Regions from separate parts of the Mus musculus genome. Here region 1 is linked to region 2. A link is a contact called in ENCODE Hi-C data. All regions are on one chromosome and are shown on one strand. Each heading gives the region's core, a stretch centred on a gene start or an enhancer-like site at or near the end of the contact. The rest is flanking DNA. Distances are from core to core; before and after follow the strand shown.

Region 1 (7,213 bases), core at 2,276-4,775, 61 kb after region 2:
ATGCTTGCAGAACTCTCTCAGAACCCTCTGCCTCCATTCTCAGGGACTCTGGTCCCTCTGACTCATCTCCCCCGCAGATATTTGTGGAGCATCGTCTATCAGTGGGCACTGTTTCCAGGAAGCAGGCTGGTGACAGTCAGTTCACCCATATTGCTGCTGTAGGAGCTTCAGGGGCCATGACCCTGGGTTTAGTGCTGGCCACCTGACTAGAAATAGCAGGAACACAGACGATCTCAAACAGGACAGGCATGCTGGGGGTGGGGGGACCTTACAAAGCAGTGTGATAATAAATCCCCATTCCCGACTTGATGGGGTCTAGATGCAGAACCACCCAGGACACGAGTCACTCAGCATACCTGAAAGGAACTATCTAAAGTTTCAGTCGGGATTATCTGCCCACTGGCTTCCCAGACTGCTTAACAAAGAGAAATTCAACTAAGAACCAGCATCCATCTCTCTCTGCTTCCTGACTGGGAATGTGGGGCTGGGGTACAATGTGGCCAGCCACCCCCTGCTCCGGCTGCCTTGACCTGCCCTTGATGACCAACGGTACCTGCAAACTGTGAGCCTTCTTCCTTCCTTTTTTTTTTTAAATCTTTTTATTTATTATATGTAAGTACACTGTAGCTGTCTTCAGACACTCCAGAAGAGAGCATCAGATTTCGTTATGGATGGTTGTGAGCCACCATGTGGTTGCTGGGATTTGAACTCAGGACTTTTGGAAGAGCAGTCGGCGCTCTTAACCACTGAGCCAGCTCACCAGCCCACCTTCTTCCTTCCTTAAGTTAGCTCTGGGCACTGGGTCACAGTAAGGAGAGAAGTAACCAACGCAGGCAGACAGGTGTGATGCACCAGGCTCCCCGAGAGGACGGCAGCCTGAGGCCCCACATTTTGACAGAATCCTGGCACAATCTGGCAGTCAGAAGGGCCTCAACCACTCAGGCATCCAAGGCCCCTGTCAGCCTTCCTGAAGGAGCACTCTAAGACAGGGATGGTGACTAGGTTTAAAGAGAGAGATACACACACACACACACCACACACACACAGAATGAGAAACAGAGACAGACAGACAGACAGACAGACAGACAGACAGACAGAGAGACAAGCATGTAAGCCACATCAAATTCTTGAGAATAAGGTATTAAGAGAGGCGTCAATCTGTCCCTGAATGCCCCTAAACTTGAGCCAAGTCATCTGGATTCAATGGTGGCTTTCATGTGGCAAGGCGGGGAGGCTGGAGAGGGCAGGTGTCAAGGCTGATGCCCGGAGAATGGCAGGAGGTGGCCTCTGGCTGGTTGGACTTGTGAGGAAAACCTGAGCTGGCAGTTGGAGAGAAGGGAAGGCTTTGCAGGCAGCCAATGACCTGAGACTTGATCTAGGCACCGAGGAAGAGCACTGAGGAAGAGGAGGGCCAGCAAGATGGCTCAGTGCATAAAGGTGCTTGCCACCAAGCCGGATGACTAAGATCGACGCCTGGAGCCCACGTGCTAGGAGACAACAGACTCCACAAACTGTCCTCTGACCTTCACTCGTGCACACTGTGTGCCCACTTGTGCACACACATTGATTAAATTAATAAAAGCAAAAAAAAAATTTTTTTTTCTTAACCAGAAAAAGTAGAAATTGGGTTTTGAGAGTTCTCTCTCTGCCTCAGCCCCGTGAAGGCCCAACAAGCTGACACCCTTCTGTCCAGCAACTGGGAATTCAAACCTCCCAGAGCAAGGACTTAGAGGGCAGGGAGCTGCAATTTGTGGCTATTTTTAGCAAGCAATCACAGGCAGAATTTAAGCAGCCAAAGAGAAGAGGCAGTAAATGATCTGTCTTAAATTCTAGATGACAGAGGGAGACAGAGACAGAGAGAGGGAGCAGAGATGAACCTGGGATCTGCACACACTTCCCTGAGCAGAGGAGTTTGCCCCTCAAAGAGCAGGCCGCATTTACAAAGCCCTCCTTCCAGTTCCAAGTACTCTGCTGGGGCCCTGTGGCATATTTGCTACCTCAGCACAGGCTGCAAACAATTTTCACAGGAGCTGGGAGGGGTGGAGCATGCAGGAGGTATGCAGGCAGGAGGATAAAGAATTCACCATCAGCCTCCACTATATAGCAGTTCTGAAGCCAGCCCAGGTTACATGAGGAAAAAAAGAGAGAGTGAGAGAAAATAATTTTTATGCTCAAGATGAAGGAGGAAGGGCGGGATTTGGAGAGCTTTAGCAGAGCTCTGTGGCAGAACCTGGGTGAAGGGGACTGGAGCCATAGCTCAGTGGATAAGGGCACGTCCTGCCCTTGCAGAGGACCCAAAGTTCTCTCTGTTCCCTGTACTCAGGTTACACTGGGTGGCTCACAATCACCTCTAATTTCAGCTCCAAGGGATCTGCTGCCCTCTTCTGGCCTCCATAGGCATCCACACACGTATGACATGGTATACACACAGACACAGGCACACAGATTTCACACAGCACGCACGCACATAAAAATATAAATGAGAAAAAAAAAATCAAAGGATAAAGGAATGATGCTCGAGGTTGAGTGGCAGGGCTGAGCCTTGGGCTTGGTGGGGCTAGACCTAGAGAAGTGGCCCAAGGGAGGCCCAATATGGGATGCTGCTGGTGAGCGCTCACAAGGGAGGGTGGGGCAAGATTGGACCCTGTTCGGTAGGACAAATTTTGAGGGAGGGTGATTGTGCAGAGGGGGATGGTCCTGGACACAGGACAGGAGATGTGATTGGCGGGGCCTGGGTGGGCGAGGCTCAACTGGACTGCAGGCTTGCTGGGGGGATTGGGATAGGGCAGAAGTGGTTTGGGAGCTGGGGTCGGCTAGACCGGATCAGCCGGAAGGGGTTCTGTGGGCGGGGCTCGGGGGCGGCGACCTGGGCTCGACAGAGAGCGGCTCGGTAGAGTGGGCGGGGTTTGGCAGGGCGGGGTTCGGGGTGGGGCGAGTGCCCTTACCTTGAAGTAGGCGAACTGCAGAAACTTGTAGGGCTCGCGCTGCTGAAAGTCCGCCAGCACTGAGCGGCTGGGCTGCGACTGGCGGAAGGCGGGCAGGCCCTGCTTGCAGCGCTTGAGGCACTGCGCGCGGCGCAGCACGCTGCCGAAGAGGCGTAGTTCGGCGTGGCTGGCCGGGCCGGCGGGCGCGGGTGCTGGCGTGGCCGCGCTGCAGTTGCGGTGGCAGAAGGCCTCGCTGTCGCGCAGCAGACGGTGCAGCCGCAGGCTCACCTCCAGGTAGCCCACGCTCTCGGCCCAGTGCTCGCCGCTGTACTGGTCGAGCGCGTGGCGGTAGGCCGACTCGAGCGGCATCAGCTCGTCCCGCGGGAAGCTGCGGAAGCTGTAGCGCTCGTACTGCCCGCGCCCGGGGGTCGGCGCGCACCCGACACACAGCAGCACCAGCAACGCGGCCGTAGGGCTGCGGGGCCCCATCGCGCGTGGCCCACGAACCAGAGCCCCGAGCTGAGGACGCGCGACGCGGCAGGCCTAGGAAGGGAGGCGGGGAAGCGGGCCGTGGCCCGCCCCGTCCGGCAGACCTCCTCGCCGGGGGACCGAGATGGGCGTGCCTGGAGGAGGTGCTCAGCCTTTGCCTCTGAAAGGTGGAGGGGTAGGACCCAAGTGAATTCCAGGCCAGCCTGCGGTGCGTGGAACTCCCATCTTTGACAGGAAAGAAAGTTTATAATCACTTTAAGAATGTATGGGCCGCGCACGCCTAATTTCTGGTTCACCACATCCTGGTTGGGGTGCGTTTTAGTTTTCGACTCGGTCTCCTAGCTGTAGCCCAGATTAGCCTTAAACTCCCACTATAGTTCAAATTTATTTCAAATTTACATCGCTAAGCCTGCCATAAATAATAGGCTGCGGGTTTACAGGCTTCACACTTTGAATAGCAATGCTATTGACCTAAGGTTTTAGAGGATGTTGCATGGATAAAATTAGTAAGAATACCGGTGGCTCCTTGAATATCGTGTGACTTGTCTAGTTGAGGATATATTACGTCTTAGGATGCTGGAGGAATTTACCTGAGCTATATGATGAAGACAGCATTAAGAAAAAAATTCTGAGCTGGGCGTGGTGGCGCACGCCTTTAATCCCAGCACTCGGGAGGCAGAGGCAGGCGGATCTCTGAGTTCGAGGCCAGCCTGGTCTACAGAGTGAGTTCCAGGACAGCCAAGGCTACACAGAGAAACCCTGTCTTGAAAAAAAAAATTCTGTACACTTTGAAATAGTTTACAGCAAAGGTATAGGGATAGAATTCAAAACTATATATATATACATACATACATATACACATACCCTTTTGTAAAATATGTATGTATGTATGTATGTATATATATATATATATATATATATATATATATATATATATATATATACACACACATACATATACACATACCCTTTTGTAAAACTTAGAAGCTGACTGGCTCACCTTTGATCCCAGCACTTTTAGAAGGCAGAAGCAGTGAGTCTCTGAGTTCCGGAGCAGCCTAGGCTACACAATGAGACCTTGTCTAAAACAAACAAACAAAAACAGAAGGTATTTAGAACTTCCGAGATTAGCTGCTAAAGGCACTTGGTACCAAGCCTGATGACCTGAGTTCAATCTCAGGACACTTTGGGAAAACAGAATCGGCTCCTCCACGTCAATGTTTGACCTCCACACCCGTGCTGTGGTACCTGGGTGCGGTTCCCGGTCAGGAGGCCAGGAAAACCAGGTTCTTGGGGAGGTTCCTGTAAAGGATTTATTACAACAAGAATTCCTCATTCCTTTTCAATACTGTATTTACTGTGCTATTCAATAAATGGATGGGCGTTGGGATTAATATTAGATCATATGACTGTAAGATTAGAATTGGAGATATCAGAAATCTGAATAAGGGCTGGAGAGATGGCTCAGTGGTTAAGAGCACTGACTGCTCCTCCAGAGATCCTGAGTTCAATTCCCAGCAACCACATGGTGGCTCACAAACCATCCGTAACGAAATCTGATGCGCTCTTCTGGAGTATCTGAGGACAGCTACAGTGTACTTACATATAATAAATAAATCTTTTTTTAAAAAATCTGAATAAATCAAGCACCTTCTCTGTAAATGAGAGCAACCAGTAGTTGGTCTTCTTGTATTTGTTATGGCCATACCTTATCTCAAATACTAATTAACAGCCGGGCTAGGTGGCGTACGCCTTTAATCCCAGCACTCTGGAGGCAGAGGCAGGCAGATTTCTGAGTTCGAGGCCAGCCTGGTCTACAGAGTGAGTTCCAGGACAGCCAGGGCTACACAGAGAAACCTTGTCTCAAAAAAACAAAAACAAAAACAAAAAACAAAGCTGCAGAGATGGCTCAGTGGTTAAGAACAGTCTTCCCTCCCAGAGATCTTGGGTTCGATTCTCAGCATGCACATGGTGCCTCACCACCTCATGTGACTCTATTTCCGGGCATTCGATTCCCTCTTCTGGCCTCTGTAACCACCAGGCCCATGTGTGGTACACCAGGCAAGCAAAATACCTCTGGACGCAAGCTTTTAAAAAATTAAAATTGTAAAAAATGGCTGAGTACTTACCTAATATGTGCGAGGTCCTGGGTTTGGTTCTCAGAACTAGGGAGGGTGGGTATTTGTCTGACCTACATTATGTAGCTGCGTTAAAACATCATGGCCAAAGGCAACTTGTACATAAAATAGTTTATTTGGCTTGCAGGTCACAGTCCAGCAGCAGCAGCCAAGGCAGGAATCTGGAGGCAGGCACTGACGCAGAGCCATAGATGAATTCTCCTACTGCCGTGCTCCCATGACCTGCTTAGCTTGGTTTATTTATCTATCTATTTATTTATACCACCCAGGACTCAGGGCTGGCAACACCCGCAGTGAGCTGGGCCCTCCCACATCAGTCATTATTCAAGAAAATGCCCCCAAAGACTCGCTAGTAGGCCAACCTGATAGGGGCATTTTCTAAATCGACGTTCCCTCTTTTCAGATGACTCTAGTTTGTATTCAGTTGATAAACAAATTAACTAGCACAGAGTTCTGCGGCTGTGATTAAACACTGGCCACAAGCAATTTAGAGAGGAAAGTGTCTATTTTATACCTCCAGGTCGTAGCTATCGTTGAGGGACGTCAGGACAGGAATTCATGGCCGGTACCGTTGAAGGATTTTGCTTTTTGGCTCACTCAGGCTCATACTGGCTTTCTTTTCTTTTACTTTTAAATATTTATTTGTTTGTTTGTTTGTAGTCAGGGTATCACTGCATAGCCCTGGCTAGCCTGATACTATTTAGACCAGGCTGGCCTCCTAAAACTCACAAGATATATATGTGTGTGTGTGTGTGTGTGTGTGTGTGTGTGTGTGTGTGTGTGTGTGTGTAAAAATATAAATATGTGTGTGTGTGTGTGTGTATGGGGTAAAAAGCATGTGCCACCATACCTGGCTTAGCTAACTTTCTTTCCCAGCTCAGAACCATCCACCCAAGGAATGGTGCCCTCCATCACAGTAGGCCAGGCCCTCCTACAGCAATTAATAATCAATACACTGTGTCACAGGCATGTTCACTGATCTAGACAATTCCTCAGCTGAGGCTTCTCTCAGACCATGTTTGGCTGTGTCGAGAAGACAAGAACACTGGGCTTCTCAGACCTTATGTCTGATATGTTATCCCTGGGACTTGGGGCCTGGTATGGCCAGACCTTCTGATCTTTCAAGAACACCTGGAAATGCAGATTATGTCATCCTCTGGTTGTACGTTGACAACTATAGAAGTTAAATTACACTCGAGACACTAGTGGGCTAACATGCCTTGTGCCAAATCAATAACTCGTTGGGCCCCATGTAGTTATAACATTTGATGTAGACAGAATACCACTGTGATTATTCAGAGACTAGGAGAGTCACACCTGCAGGGGTGGCTGTAAACTCAGAGAGTGGCATAACCTAGGGAGCTTCCCTGAAGAAGAAACAGAAACATGGGGAGAGACCAAACGTACCAGAAACTAACCAACCGGAAGGAGAAGGAGAGGAGGAGGAGGAGGAACAAACAAGGAGCTGGAGAGATGGCTCAGTGGTTAAGAGCACTGAGTGCTCTTCCAGAGGTCCTGAGTTTAATTCCCAGCAACCACGTGGTGGCTCACAACCATCTAAAATGGGTGTGTCTGAAGACATTGAGAGTGTACTTACATTAAAACAAATAAAACTGGGCGTGGTGGCTTTGTTAGGCCGGGTGTGGTGGCACACACCTTTAA
Region 2 (6,751 bases), core at 2,291-4,790:
ATACGGGATGGAGTTCTTTCAGTCTTGGAGTTCTTTCTCTTCTCTTGTTTTCTACATCTATTGCTTCTTCTTGTTCAGAATAAAAAAGAGCTCAAACTGTTTTGAGTCATTTCAGTCAAATCCTAGACATTAAGGAACAAACAGCAGTTAGCACTATTGAATCCTGTCAAATGTCAGGGACACATGCACACACAATTACTATTTTAAACCTTGAGTATTGAGAGAGTGGATTATTATAAGGATACATAACTGAACATAGGAGTACTTTTGCAAGTGCAATGAAAATACACAAGAATTTACACACTAATAAAAAATTAATTCGTTATTAATTCGTTATTACACAACACAAATTATTCTTGTTCTCATGGCAGTCACAGCAGCTCCTTGAGTCTTGGCTAGGCTGCCATGCTTCTACACTAGAAACCTCTGGATAAAATAACCACAAAGAAAGGCTTGTCAGGCCACAGTCATTTTCATTCTGTATTTGTGCTGCTGAGATTGACCCCAGGCAAGCATGCTATGATAAATCCCAGACCCTAGACCAAAGGACTTTTAAAATATGGAAACATTGGCAATTCTTCTCCCATCATCTCTCTCTCCAATCAGGCTGCCCCACCTAATTTACAATGGACACAACTCAGAGCTTCAGAACAGTTACATGGCCTCAGTCTAGGACCATCATAGTTCGTCGTTCAGGAAGTATCTCTATATTTGAACCTTCTAGAGGGACCTCTTCTAATTATTTCATTCAGCAAATCCTTGGACTATAGTATAGTATGTATAATAACTATAGTTTTTTTCTGGACTGAGAAAAATTTGTAAGATTTTTTTTTTGTTGGTATTGGTGTTGGTGGTCTATCTATCTATCTAGTACACAACATAGTTCTGGTACATTGTTCTTTGGTGTGCAATTATAAAGTGATATAATAAACATGATTTTCAGTTCCCACATATTATGGTGGACCTGCTCAGAGTGTATTGATATAGGTTCTATTTTATACAAAATTCTACATATCAACTTATCCAGAAATGAAGATTCATGGCCACTGCTGCAGTCATAGTGGGGGATATTTTCCATGTCTTCAGCCATGCTTTCTGGTCAGCTTCTTGCTTCTTATCCACATTGCCCTCTGGGTACTATTCGGCCCCAGACCTTTTGCACTTTATTGATATATAATTTTTAATGGTGGTATGTATATGGTATATTTCTTTTTCTCTTTCATCTATCTTTAAAATATAATTATTCGTAAACTCTCCAAAATAAATGAAGTAAGGCCAAGATTTTTTTTAATTAGAGGTAGCTCCTTTTTGGACAAATATTTCGGAAATATAAAACCAAAATATAGTTGGACCTAGTTTTGACTTTAGTGTATTTCAACTATTCAACAAAGACCAGCTATTTGTTTTCCTGGGTCCAGACTTAAGGCAATAGGTAGAACGAGAAGAAGATATGGAAAAGGTACCCCTGACCACAGAAGACTGTTGAAATTCTTACTCCACATTCTTTGATTATTTTGTCAGTAATTCTGAGCATCACAGGACTGGATGGGGAAAAACCATCGTCCTATCATTGTGGTGGTTCCTAGGATGCTCAAATACCATTAGAGGCCAGAAAGGAGTTCTGGCCTTGTGATCTGTGAGCTAACAGAAATAGTCATAGAGGACTTTTGCACGGTAAGATATTAGAGAACTGCGGTGGCTCTAGAACCATGAGCTGTCTGTTCTGTATGGAAACTCCAAAAAGAAAACTCTGTGTTAAGTAGATATGAGAAGAAGAGCCAAGGGGAGGGCAGGAGGGAGGGAGCCACAAGAAACTGGCAAGCTGCAAGAGAGTAACTCAGGACAGACCCTTGTGAGGAAGAGAAGTGGGGGGAAATGGGGTTGGAAAGCACTCAGAAAGCAGGTTTATATAATCTACATGTTGCAGAAACTTGTATAACTGGTTTCCTTCTGAGGACATTGGCTTGTATGGGAGTGTGGCTTCAGAGTCCTGCCTTGCTATCACTGAATGGAAACAGGCAGTGGGACCTGTGGCCTCTAATGCAGTTGGTGGTAGGTTTAAGACAGGTTGGCTAGCTTTGAATCAATAACTGTTGTGTGTTTCCACATCTCCACATCTACCACAAGTTTCTATTTCATAGCACTCTGAGCAGCCTCTCTCCCTCCCTTCTCAACTTTATAGTAATGGTTCATAAATACAAGTCGTAAATGAATTACTCTTCTGTGTTTGCCATTGCTCATAAGATGCTGATGCAAAGAATCAAAGTCGTTGCATGTATGAAGAAGGAAACGGGAAGAGGAAACAGTTGCTATTTCCAAGGATGTGAATTATTTCCATTTCTCCACCACTGACTCTTCAGGCAAACATAGCTCCTCATCTCCATGCATTCAGCAGCTGCTTTCACTGCTACATACTTAGGTGAGGGGACTTAAGATGCAATTCAAAGTTTCAATGTTGCCTTAACCACTGATTTCATAATCTCCACTAAGCTCTCAGAGTTGCTTATCAAAGCTCAACAAAATGATATATTTTCTCTTAACTTCAAATTGTGGACTCTGGAAGTTCTGTACTCACTGGGTCTGGGGGTAACTGAGAAGCCAAATCCTCATTCCTTCATGGCAGAATGAAGAGGAGCATCATGAAGCACCTATATCTCACAGACACAGTAACAGGAGCAGTATTTAGGTCATCTTTAGTTTCACCCCACGCATCTAAAGTCAGTCTCGTTGGCTTCGTTTTTCAAGTTCAAGCCAAAGCCACAATAAACAGGAAGAAGGATTTGTCTACAACGGAGACAAGGCACTATGACTCTTATGTCAGTACTCCTAGTGTTTCCCATGATTTCTAACCCAGATAATGAATAATGTATGTGATATAAGAAAATGTTTTAAGGACTAGAGAGGTGAGTAACTCAGGAATTAAGAACACTTGCTGCTGTTTCAGGGGATCCCAGGTTTAGTCCCAGCACCTGCACCAGGATGCCTGTTACTCATGTTCTAAGGGATCCGACACCCTCTTCTCAGTTCTGTGGGTATTCATGCACGAGATACATATACATACTCTCAGGCAAATACAAAGAAAAAAATAAATGAATACTTAAAATGAAGTACGTACTGAGTTGGGTTTAAAGCCGGATTGTTTTCTATCAGAAATTATAACTTGATGAAAAGAGCTAACTTTTTCTCTTCTCAACCTGGTCTATCTACTTCTTAAGTGTACTACTGCCAGAGTGACTTTGAAGGGCCTCTAGTTCCCAGCCACTTACAGGGATCTTGTTTCTCCACATCCTCTCATTTTTGACTTTTAAACTGAATGAGAAGAGGAAGAGGAAGTGGTGTGTTGCTCTAAGACATTTTCCTCCTTCATGGACCGAACTTTGGCTTTCACAGACCGCCCACGCACATAAGTGACGAGAAGGAAGGACGCTGTGACATGATGCAAACAGAAATTCCAACAGCCTCCAGATATGATTAGGGTTCCTCCCCTGACAAGACCTGTCTTTGCAGTCTTTGCCTCCGTGGCCTCTAGGTGGACAGCTGCAGTCAGCTCTGCCAGGGAAGATGGCTGAGTACGAGCTCATGCATATCCACTCCCTGGCTGAGCACTACCTTCAGTATGTGCTACAGGTACCCGCCTTTGAGTCGGCTCCAAGCCAAGCATTCAGAGTGCTACAAAGAGTTGCTTTCTCCGTTCAGAAGGAAGTTGGAAAGAACCTAAAGTCATACTTGGATGACTTTCACGTGGAATCCATAGATACCACCAGAATAATATTCAACCAAGTGATGGAAAAAGAGTTTGAAAATGGCATCATTAATTGGGGAAGGATTGTGACTATATTTGCCTTTGGGGGTGTTCTCCTCAAAAAAACTTCCACAAGAGCAGATTGCCCTGGATGTACGTGCTTACAAACAAGTTTCCAGTTTTGGGGCAGAATTCATCATGAATAACACAGGAGAATGGATATGGCAGAATGGAGACTGGGTATGTGTGATGACTATATATATATATATATATATATATATATATATATATTCTACTGAAGAATAAGAATGAAGAGTTTCCTTACTAATTAAAACAAACAAGAAAGTAACAATCAAAGGACTTCACTCTGTTTGTATGCCTTATTTTTAGATACTCTGAGTTAAAATTAAACTAAACAAAAATCCCCTGGGTCATTTCCAATGGCTTCTACTGGAAATGTTTTTTTTTAGGCTTTTTAAATAAGATTATACATTTATTTTATGTATGTGAGTACACTGCCACTGTCTTCAAACACATCTGAAGAGGGTATGAGATCCCATTACAGATGATTGTGAACCAAACATGTGGCTGCTGGGAATTGCACTCAGGACCTCTGAAAGAGCAGTCAGTGCTCTAAACTGCTGAGCCATCTCTCCAGCCCACTACCCCCCCTTCTTTTTATAGCTGGAGAACATTTGTGTTTCCAGCTTTAATTCTAGCTGTGAGGTCTGGGCTTAAGAACAGCACCATATTTTTTAAAACCATATCTTCAATATCAGCAGTGAAGATCCCCAAGCGCCTGCCTTTTGCTAGAGTTTCCCATGACAATTGAGAACTAGTACAGAAAGAGCTGGTATTAAATACTGTCATATGTACTTCATTGTATAGTAATAGTCAACTATGTGTATGCTTTTGTACATTCATTACTTACATACTTTTTTCCATTTTCTTAGCACACTATCATGTGTAGCTAACCAGACTCCCCCACAAAGTCACTAGGGATCAAATCTAGAGCCTAATGTGGTCTGAGTATATGTTTTCTCAGTGTACTGTATCCTTAGCTTCATGGTTAGTCTTTCTGGGAAATATTTTACAAATTGGTATCTGGGCTATACATGGAAGTGCCCATTCTGGAACCATGGAAAGAAAGATAATAGGACCAAAACTTTAAGGTCAACTGCAACTACATAGTAAATCAGTAGAAGGCCACCTCTGGTCACATGAAGGACTCCTTCATCTCCTCATCCAAATAGTACATAGATTTATTCTGTAACTTCTTTCGTCAACCCAGTACACTTAAAATAACATTGTAAAGAATATTTTATGGTCTGAGGAAGTACATCAATCGTGGAGTCCCTGTATTGTGTGAACAAGATCTCTAATCCCACACCTAGAACCATAAATAAAAATTAAGAGTTCTTCGTATGTTTTGCTGTGTGTACATGTTGTTGAAGAGCTGGTCTCTTCCAGCTGGCATATATTTATTTGAGTTATTTCCAGACCTTTTCCTGCATGTAGGTATGATTTCTAGGGTGGATATATGCTTGTAGAGTTACTTGCTCATGGTGTATATCCACTTTGAAATTACTGGAGTTTTCCCTTCCATAGTGGTCCTACCAAGTTATAAACCTGCCAGAGCATGTTGAGACTATCCAGTATTCCCTTGGTCCAAGTCCTCTAGAATGAGGCCCTATTAATCTATTAACTTTCTCCACTTTGTTACTCTAAATACACACACCTAGTTATTCTGTGCTAATTCTTTTCCCCTTGTTACTAGTAGAGCTTCTCTTCATGTTGAGCATATATTCATGTTTACTGACTAATTCTTAGAATTGCCTGTTTTGCCCAGTTTTCAATGGATTTATTAACTTATAAGAACTCTGAGAATTCCTATATGTGACAGATTATTTTCAGTTTGTTTCTTATCTTCTAAAAATTGTTTATGTTTTCATTAATTACAAGTATTTAAAAGTTTGGTGCAATTGACTTTATTGAACACTGGCTGTTCCATTTCTGATTTGTTAGAAGTCTGCTTGCTTAGTGCTGTCTTACTGTAAGTCAGTCCCCCTTTTCAACTACTCTTCTTTCTAACTTGGCCTGAATTGGGTTTAGCTAAAACATGTCAGAAAAATGTCTGCTGCACTGTGTACACCTTAAGTGAAGACAAATGTCTTCTAGCCCAGCAGCCACAACTGAGCATAGAGCAAAGAGCCCCACAAGCTCTATAGGTTTACACTATGTTCCTTCCCATTGCCTAGCACAGCATGTGCAAGACAGAGTATCTGATACTCAAAAACCTAACTCCTTACTAAGGCATTGTGTGAATTCTTAAAATTCCAAGCAATGAATGGTTTGGAGTGGTCTCTTAGAATCTCTAGAAATGCATTCATTATCAGGGAGTCACAGAGATATTAGCATATATATATTAGCATAATATATATTAGCATAATATATATATATTAGGGAAACTCTACCTTACTAGAGGTATGAAAGACCACCCCCTCTCTCACACACACACAAACACACACACATACCTTGTACATAGCTCCTATGCAGATTCTCAGATCTTCCCATTTACAGATGGGAGATTATGTTGTCAACATGATAGAAGAGGTGTTTGAGATCATTTTAAAGCAATCTCAATACTGTATTACAGCTAAAAGAAATCACTTATTCTGCTAATGGCAAACAGTGATATCTAGTGAGCCCCTAGACACAGGCATGGCAAAATGGTACCTTTTCTTTTTTTTCACAGTGCAACTGTAAAATCTGCTCTGATGATTTAGTTTACTTTGAATGGTTCATTTTGTAGAAAACATACAGCCCCATGTCTATGTCAATGGTCAGGTGGTCCAGTAGGAAGGGGAAATGGATATTTTACATTTTACCCTTTTTCCTTTTCTGAAAGGGAAACTACCAAACTGATCAAAAACCATGAAACCTATGGTTGTATTACACTGGAACCATGCAAGGAAACACTGTGAGAATTTCAGAGCCAGATGTGGTACA

What was found. Hi-C counts contacts between places; a loop is a spot of excess contacts on that map.
Region 1: a loop to region 2 is called in a map of mouse trophoblast stem cell, with 2.8 times the contacts of the local background. The contact joins the promoter of Crtap here to the promoter of Bcl2a1c in region 2. A Hi-C loop is called at or near these places in 11 of 37 maps with a recorded cell type or tissue (CH12.LX, T-helper 17 cell, T-helper 2 cell and 4 more).

The regions. Positions count from the first base shown.
Region 1 is chr9:114,387,187-114,394,399 of GRCm38, forward strand. Crtap (cartilage associated protein) reads right to left here and starts at 3,526. Exons shown (of 7, transcript NM_019922.2): 1 at 2,946-3,526. The coding sequence starts at 3,413.
Region 2 is chr9:114,326,595-114,333,345 of GRCm38, forward strand. It overlaps Bcl2a1c (B cell leukemia/lymphoma 2 related protein A1c), which reads left to right and starts at 3,541. Exons shown (of 1, transcript NM_007535.2): 1 at 3,541-3,984. The coding sequence starts at 3,562. The coding sequence ends at 3,948.